Regions from separate parts of the Homo sapiens genome. Here region 1 is linked to region 2. A link is an interaction called in ENCODE POLR2A ChIA-PET data of the cell type or tissue named here. Cell type or tissue: OCI-LY7. All regions are shown on one strand. Each heading gives the region's core, and the rest is flanking DNA. Links, peaks and the distances in the headings are about the cores only.

Region 1 (4,399 bases), core at 151-4,150, 95 kb after region 2:
CCGAGTAGCTGGGATTACAGGTGCGCACCGCCATACCCAGCTTATTTTTGTATTTTTAGTAGAAACGGGGTTTTGCCATGTTGGCCAGGCTAATCTTGAATTCCTGACCTCAAGTGATCCACCTGCCTTGGCCTCCCAAAGTGCTGGGATTATAGGTGTGAGCCAGCACGCCTGGCCACCACATGTAAATTTTAACGTTTGCTCGGTGACTTGGTCTTTCAGCTATTGTACAGTGTCACCATCTGGAGATGCTTGGTGATCACCAAGTTTAAAACCCAAAGTGCTGTGCTTTGTAGCCTTCAAAGTGGGAAAGAAAAAGGTAGGATTAAAAAGGAAAGAAGGAATAGGGAAATGTTTGAACCCCAGTATATCCAGACATTTCTCTCTCTTATGTCAAGAGCCTTTTGTCTCCTGATTGGTGGCTTTTCTTCTGACAGCATCCTCTGCCAGTTTGCTGTTCAGTCAAACATCTTGTGAATACCTACAATGTCACTAGGCACTCTGCCAGGCACTGGAATGCAAAGATGGGAAGACACAGCCCTATCCTCCAGAAGCTTATAATCTAATGAGGGAAGCATGCATATTAACCAAGAAGCAATCATACATCAATGCTGTTATGAAAGGTATATACACAGGAGAGAATTAGCCAATATCACTGAGAAGGTAACATTGGAACTAAGTGTAAAAGACGAATAGATGTTCACTTTGAAGATTGGAGTGATGGAGGAAAGCAAGCCACACATTTGAATTCACAGTCCTGACATACACTCTGGCTGAGCTTGGGGAATCAGAGCAAGTCATAGAGTCCAGACTACGGACTTTGTTTCATGTCCTCAGCAGTTCTGACTTTTCCCAAAGGCAGTGGAAAGCCACTGAAACCTTTGAGGAGGAGACATAGCATGACTGGATGCACATTTTAGAGACAGTAAAACATTCTGGCTACAGTATCAAGAATGGCCTAAAGAAAGCTTATGGGGCCAGGCGTGGTGGCTCACGCATATAATCCTGGCACTTTGGGAGGCCGAGGTGGACGAATCACTTGAGGTCAGGAGTTTGAGACCAGCCTGGCCAACATGATGAAACCCTGTCTACTAAAAGTACAAAAATTTGCCAGGCATGGTGGCACTTGCCTGTAATTCCAGCTACTCGGGAGGCTGAGACATGAGAATCACTTTAACCCAGGAGGCAGAGATTGCAATGAGCTGAAATCACACCACTGCTCTCTAGCCTGGGTGACAGAGTGAGACTCTGTCCAAAAAAAAAAAAAAAAGCTTATGGGAGGCCAGGTGCAATGGCTCATGCCTATAATCCCAGCACTTTGGGAGGCCGAGGTAGGAAGATTGCTTGAACCCAGGAGTTCAAGACCACCCTGGGCAACATTGTGAGACCTCATCTTTATAAAAATTAATAATAGTTTCTTAAAACAAGAAAGCTTATAGAAAACCATATTCAGGAAGATCTTTTTTTTTTAATTGTAGCAATCCAGGTAAGAGACACAGAAAACTGTAAATGATGCAAAAACAGCTGAACTGAATATGAGAGATGTTCAAGAGGTACGTGATGGGATGATATTTTGAAATTTGGATTTCTGCTGCTTTCCTGGCATTTATTCTTCCTTTCAACAAATGTATTCTATGCACTTGGCCCTCAGTTTTGGGTTATTACTGTAGTAATGAAAGGGTCAGTTCTCTACTTTTGAATTTCCCACCTCAAATGAGACTTTTTTTTTTTAATGACACCCCCCACGTAGCAAGGAAGGAGAGTGGAAGGAAATGAGAGGGTGGCAAATATCACTATGGAAGAGCCCTGAGCACAACCTCCTTTCTCCGGTTGTCTAGTACATCAGCCTTAGATGGGAGCAGGGAGGGTAAAAAAGTGAACCTTCAGACAGGATAGGAGATTGAAGAGCAGAGGACGCCCATGCCTCAAGTTCCAGGTGTGACCTACAGAAGAGTTCCCTTGGGCCAGGGTGATGCAGCAGCCACTGAGTAGAAATGACAACATGGTGTTTTTAAGCTAAGAGGGGCCCAACACATTTCTTGGAGCCCCAGTGTGGCATCGGAAAGCATCTGAAATGTTTCCGTGTCCCACTGCTCCAGCAGGTATGACAAAAGAGCTACTGTGTTAGATATGAGGACACACGTTCACCTGGGTGGATATGGGACCAAAGACAAGATGGACATCTCAGTGGATGCTGGCAGAGAAAGGGGCCAGAGGGAGCCCACTGTCTAAGCAAATGCCAGCATAAATCAGGTGGATCAAGAAACAGAAACCCTGGCCGGGCACGGTGGCTCATGCCTGTAATCCCAGCACTTTGGGAGGCCGAGGCAGGTGGATCGCCTGAGGTCAGGAGTTTGAGACCAGCCTGGCCAACATGGTGAAACCCCGTCTCTACTAAAAGTACAAAAATTAGCTGGGCATGGTGGCAGGCACCTGTAGTCCCAGGTACTTGGGAGGCTGAGGCAGGAGAATCGCTTGAACCTGGGAGGGGGAGGTTGCAGTGAGCCGAGATGGCGCCATTGCACTCCAGCCTGGGTGACGAGTGAAACTCTGTCTCAAAAAGAAAAAAAAGAAACAGAACCTGCCACACCGCAGCCCTGAAGTGCTTGAACACTGTCATCACTTAGATGTAACCCGAGGGAGCAGGTGGCAGAGGAGAAACCTTAAATTCGCTGAGTTTATATTGACTTGACAAAAAATGTTTCTACCGCCAGGCAGAAAAATGAATTTTGGAACAAAATTGAGAAAACAAAATTACATTCTTTGCATTCCCTAGTTATGACCTGAGAAGATGTCCCCGCCATCAATAGACATTGCAGGATGTGATACCACTCTGGAGGACTTTGAAGTTTCTGGATTTGGTTGAAGAAAGATGCTTTGGACATTTTGAATTTGAGATGCTTCTCCAGAAGTCTTATGGATCTGAAGCATGGGAGAGGAGTATAAGCTGGGGAAATAAGTTTGGGGGTTACCAGAAAACTAGCAGTGGGTAAGGCCATGAGCAAATGAAATCAAATAGAGGATGAAGAGAACAGGAGCCCTAGCAAACCTTGACAGTTAAAGAGTATGCAGGGAAAAGGACTTAGAAAGGACCCTGTAAAGAAAGATCCAAGATGACCTGAAGAACTGGTAAGTGATGCCATATAATCAAACAATCAATAGCATCCAGCCCAAGGATAGTTCAGGGTTGCACACAAGCTCTTTATCATGGCTCTTTTTTCTTTTTCTTTTCTTTTCTTTCTTTTTTTTTTTTTTTTTTTTTTTTTTTTGGAGACAGAGTCTCGCTGTCTCCCAGGCTGGAGTACAGTGGCACAATCTCGCCTCACTGCAACCTCTGCCTTAGGATTCAAGCAATTCTCCCTGCCTCAGCCTCCCAAGTAGCTGGGATTACAGGCACCCACCACCACACCCGGCTAATTTTTGTATTTTTTAGTAGAGACAGGTTTTCACCATGTTGGCCAGGCTGGTCTTGAACTCCTGACTTCAGGTGATCTGCCAGCCTCAGCCTCCCAAAGTGCTGGGATTACAGGTGTGAGCCACCATGCCTGGCCTTAGGCTTTTCTAATTGATCAGGAAATTATTGGCCTCACATTAGAACTTAAGAGAATGTTCTCATTGCCCAGGGATGCCAGGAGTCTGACTACAGGGATTAATTTGTGCTAATGCAGTGCAGCCTTACTTGTCATAATGTTACTGCAAGGTAAATTATAGTTCACATACACAGAGAACACTTCTGCATGCTTTGTCAACATGCTATTAGGATTTTTTCACTGTATTACCCAATTCCCCTTTTAAGAAAAGATCTCTGTCTCAAATTATTGTCAGAGATTAGAACTAGATAAGTGTGTCCTCTTTGGCCTATGTGTCTTCTAGGCAAAGAGGACTACGTAAGTCCATGATTCCCTCTTCACTCTGGCTGCTAGGAAGCTCAAGACAAGATTTTGGGCTTAATTGCTATAATGTTCCTCAGATAGTTTCTACAATTCTAGTTTTTTCTTCCTCTTAGCCCTTATTTATTTGTTCCTGCTCCTATTTCTTGATCAGTCATTTGGTCCTGTTATACTGGTGTGATGGTACCTGTGTTTTCATCAAAAGTTACTTCAAATCTTTGGTGCATTTGGAAAGATACAGAATAGCTAATTGAAAAAAAAGTCTAAGTCAGCTGGCTGTGGTGACTCACACCTGTAATCCCAGCATTTTGGGAGGCCAAGGCAGGAGGATCACTTGAGGCCAGGAGTTCAAGACAAACCTGGGCAACATAGTGAAACCTTATTTCTACAAAAAAGAAACCTAAAAATTAGCCAGGCATGCACCTGTGATCCCAGCTACTCAAGTGGCCGAGGCCAGAGGATCACTTGAACCTGGGAGGTCAAGGCTGCAGTGAGCTGTAATGCACAAC
Region 2 (4,399 bases), core at 163-4,162:
TCCTACATCTTGGCATATAATAGATATTCAATAAAAGTTTGAATCATTTATTAGTATGCCCTGTCAGATGCAGTAACATCCTCATTACTTCTAGGAATTCTGTTCCCTGGATCTGTAGTGAAAATTATTTCCCTAGTCTTTATCATATAGACTTTGAAGTACAGGCTTTTGACCACAGAAATCTTAAACTATAATTTTCTTTAAAAAAACCAGCTGTTCAGAAGAGAATTAAAGAAAGCTATGTATTTAGTTGATATTCAAATGGCATTTGCTTATACAATAGCTAGCTTAAAGATTTTTATTCTGAAAGGAATTAAATTGTGTGGATTAATTAAATGTATGACTCAATATGATGTAGAAAGTCTTTACCGTACTGAAAACATTGCATTTCCATTGAGTAAGGATTTGTTGATTGGTTGTAGAAAGCTTGCAAAAGCAACGTTATTATCTTAATAACTAATTTACTATTTTAGAAAAGATGTTTATTAGAACACATTCTTATAATCACCAACTTGTGTTATTTAGGTGAATTTAGGAAACTTAACCCCTACCAAATGAAAACAACAAAAAAATCAAGTAATCGAGTTAGTAAAGAATAGTGTCTTACCTCCCTTCCTTATGTGCCTTAATAGAGTTGTGTATGATTAGATGTCCCTGTGACTTGTAACTAGCCACTCCCAGCCTGACCAACAATACTTTTACCTCAGACTTTAATTAGAAGGTGAAAAAAGAAAAATAGGGGTTGCAGGGGTTTTGGAAGATAACCCAAGCTTATAGCACCAGCCTCACTGAAAGTCAATGGTTGAGGATGGGGAAAGAGGGAATGAATAAGACGTATTCCCAATTCAGAGTTCATCATCCTGGTACAGTGTTTTGCCAGATTGTTAATAATTATTAAATGAATCCATATATAGTGGCAGTTAAACAAGAAGTAATGGCTCCACTTCATTTTTTAGGGAGTGGCACAAAATATATCACTTTCTTTTAAGAGAGATTCTTTAATAAGAAAAGTTGTATAGGAGGTTTCCAGAAATAAAACTAGGAAAGTGCCAGGTTACCTACAGGGAAGGTACCTCACTTTCACACCAACTCTCTAAGGGTTGAAATGGATATAGGAGTCACCCAACCTTTTATTAACCTTAAGAGCCATTTTGCCGTGGACTCAGATTTGCCTTGCCGTTTTTCTAATTTTTCTCCTCTCCATATTTACTCTTCCTTTCTTCAAATTTAAAATTTTAGAAATTTTAAAATTCTTCATAATTTTAAAATTAATTTACTTAATATTAAATATTACCAATTAAAATTTTCTTTATGACATTGAACTGCTTTAGAAAAGAAAGATGTGCAGTGAAATGAAATAAATGAGTTTTATTTGGGCTCTTAAAAAAACAAGCTTGATAAATGCTGCTTCCAAGATAATTTTTACTCAGAACTTGGAAATTTTTGAATTACGATGCTTCTATTATATATAGATCATCTTATGCCTGTTGTTCATACTGTAAAGAATTCTGTAATGATATTTTAAACAAGTATTTTTTATTAGTTTTGGTTCTTTGTAATTTTAAAAATCTATATCTTTAAGGCCCTGCTTGATCTAAGTAAGAGATATTTGTGGTTTCAGCAACTTTGTTTTCCATAGACTTTTAAGTATAGTAGCGATTATAGTGAATGTATGTTTTCCCAGTAAGTTCTTTACCTATTCCCAGATTATTCTGGGTTTTAAATGGGTAAAATGTGTTTAAATGGGTTTTAAATGTGGTTTTAAGTGGGTAAAAATATTAACTTTGTAAGAGTCAAATATAAGATACTTGTATTTTAGCAGAGCATAGTTTATTCTCATTATTCACATCTTCCATGAAGGTGCCAGCAACACTAAGTTAGCAAATACTGTACTGAACCATTGCTCTTAGGGAAAAATACTGTGTCATGTTCCTACCATCCTCTGCTCACGACATTTTCATCAACTAATCAATACATAACTATGTTTTATGTGTGTTTCTACTTAAAGACACCTTGCTTAATATATATTGTTAATGCATTAACATTGAACTGATGGCCAACAGCACTGTAACTCATGCCTCAGTGAAACTTATCTAACACATATTTTCTCCACATCACAGCCTTCTTGCACCTAGGAACAGCTAGCATCTGGGAACACTTCAGCATGATGCTTATGGGCCATTTTACACAGTAAAAGCACCAACAAAGTGTGAAATGTGTAAAACATGGTGCTAAATAGACCATAAAAAGGACACTTGTAAATGTAGTATGAGAACTGAAACAAGAAGGCATTGTCACTTTGTTCAGTTTCAGATGGAAATGTGCCATGTCAGGTGATGCATGGTTTTGCACTGCCCTGTGTGTGTCTGTGAAAGACTAAGAATGTGCCACACTATTGATTTGGCGGTTACAGATAAATTTTAGTGAGTAGGTGAATTCACATGTACAGACTCTTCAAATAATGAGGATTGACTATAATTGTTTTTAGAAACCTTATGACTGAATACTTAGAATATGCAAATTTGAAAGTTTCTCTTACTTTCAGGTATGTGGAAATTGTTGATTAAGCAGAATCATCCTTGCAGTTTTCATGTTCTCTTGTCTAGTGAAATAAAACTGGCTGCTTTCAGTCCATCATTTTCTTTTCTGCCCTGCAGGGAACAACCTATCTTCAGCACTCGAGCTCATGTCTTCCAAATTGACCCAAACACAAAGAAGAACTGGGTACCCACCAGCAAGCATGCAGTTACTGTGTCTTATTTCTATGACAGCACAAGAAATGTGTATAGGATAATCAGTTTAGATGGCTCAAAGGTAAGCTACGTTTACTTTGAATGATTTGGCTGGTTTTGCTTTTTTCAGTATGACATTTTAGTTCTATTCAGAACATTTTATCTTCATTAATATAAAATGTTTCCTTTTGAGTTCTTAAAACTTTTAAGAAACAAAATGGATTATTAAGGTAGCAACATGTTTTGTCCACTAAATGACTAACCACTTTATTACATTGTTACATGCCAAAATATTCTACAAATTTGAGGTCATTCCATTTATTTAATGTTCATTGCATATCTGTTATGTGTCAGGCATTATGCCAGGTACTAGGAATATAGTGGTGGACAGAATAGATATGGTCTAGAATTCTAGGAGCTCTAATTCTTTTCAAATATACTGCTACAGACTAGTAGCAGTTTAAAGTCCCTATATCCTATGAAGTTTGTCAGTGTCAATACTAAAGCTGACATTTCTTCTCTCAAGAGAAGTATAAGGACAAAACCTATTTTATTTTTAGGAGAGGCAATTAGTGTAACAGGAGCAAGGACTGCCTGGGTTCAGATCTCAACTCCACCATCTACTGAGTGTTTTCTCTTTGGGCAGATTACTTCTCTGAGCCTCATTGTTCTCAACTCAGTACTGGTGGTTGTAAGGATTAAATGAGTTAATATCTGCAAAGCACTGAAATCAGTGCTTAGAGGACAGTGTGCCCTTCAGAAGAGTTGGTTGGGGATCCCTTTTTTTTTTTTTTTTTTGAGACGGAGTCTTGCTCTGTCACCCAGCCTGGAGTACAGCTCAGCTCACTGCAACCTCTGCCTCCTGGGTTCAAGTGATTTTCTTGCCTCAGCCTCCCCAGTAGCTGGTATTACAGGCGTGCGCCTCCATGCCTGGATAATTTTTGTATTTTTAGTAGAGACAGGGTTTCACCATGTTGGCCAGGCTGGTCTTGAACTCCTGACCTCTCGATCTGTCTGCCTCAGCCTCCCAAAGTGCTGGGATTACAGGCATGAGCTACCGCGCTGGGACGGGGGATCCTTTAATCATCAATGAACTTCATGGAACTCACTTAGAGAAAGAAATTCCAAAGAAAAATCAGACTCTAAGATTCTAGGTTTGAAGTGTGTAGAAAGATGAGGTCTTCAGTTTCTTAAAGCCATGAAGCCTTTCCACTTTCAGGAATTTTAGCAATTAAATGAAGAAGGGGTTAAGTGCACACACTGTAGAGCCAGACTGACTGGTTTGAATTTTTGTTTCTACTACCTGCTTGCCATCTATATTAGTCCATTCTCATACTTCTATGAAGAAATACCTGAGACTGGGTAATTTATAAAGGAAAGAGGTTTACTTGACTCACAGTTCCACATGGCTGGGGAAGCCTCAGGAAACTTACAATCGTGGCAGAAGGTACGTCTTCACAGGGCGGCAGGAGAGAGAGTGAGAGCAAGCAGGGGAAATGCCAGATGCGTATAAAACCATCAGATCTCGTGAGAGTCACTATCACAAGAACAGCATTGGGGAAACTGCCCCCCATGATTCAATTACCTCCACCGGGTTCCACCCTTGACACATGGGGATTACAATTCAAGGTGAGATTTGGATGGGGACACAGAGCCAAACCATATCA

What was found. ChIA-PET counts read pairs that join two places held together with the same protein. Peaks named below come from ENCODE experiments on the same cell type or tissue, not always from the same donor. Only the 100,000 strongest peaks of a DNase experiment are listed, where the experiment ranks them.
Region 1: POLR2A ChIA-PET joins it to region 2 with 5 read pairs; 3 of 35 experiments call an interaction of 5 or more read pairs at or near these places.

The regions. Positions count from the first base shown.
Region 1 is chr5:79,360,681-79,365,079 of GRCh38, reverse strand. LOC101929201 (a long non-coding RNA gene) reads left to right here. Exons shown (of 5, transcript XR_007058838.1): 1 at 1-20; 2 at 1,479-1,553; 3 at 2,777-3,129. Among named protein-coding and RNA genes, the nearest start is that of JMY, 130 kb to the right of the region's middle. In OCI-LY7, for the core only: no CTCF peak of the experiment used is centred there; no DNase peak of the experiment used is centred there.
Region 2 is chr5:79,455,277-79,459,675 of GRCh38, reverse strand. HOMER1 (homer scaffold protein 1) reads left to right here. Exons shown (of 9, transcript NM_004272.5): 2 at 2,658-2,814. Among named protein-coding and RNA genes, the nearest start is that of HOMER1, 57 kb to the left of the region's middle. In OCI-LY7, for the core only: no CTCF peak of the experiment used is centred there; a DNase peak (open chromatin) is centred at 2,305.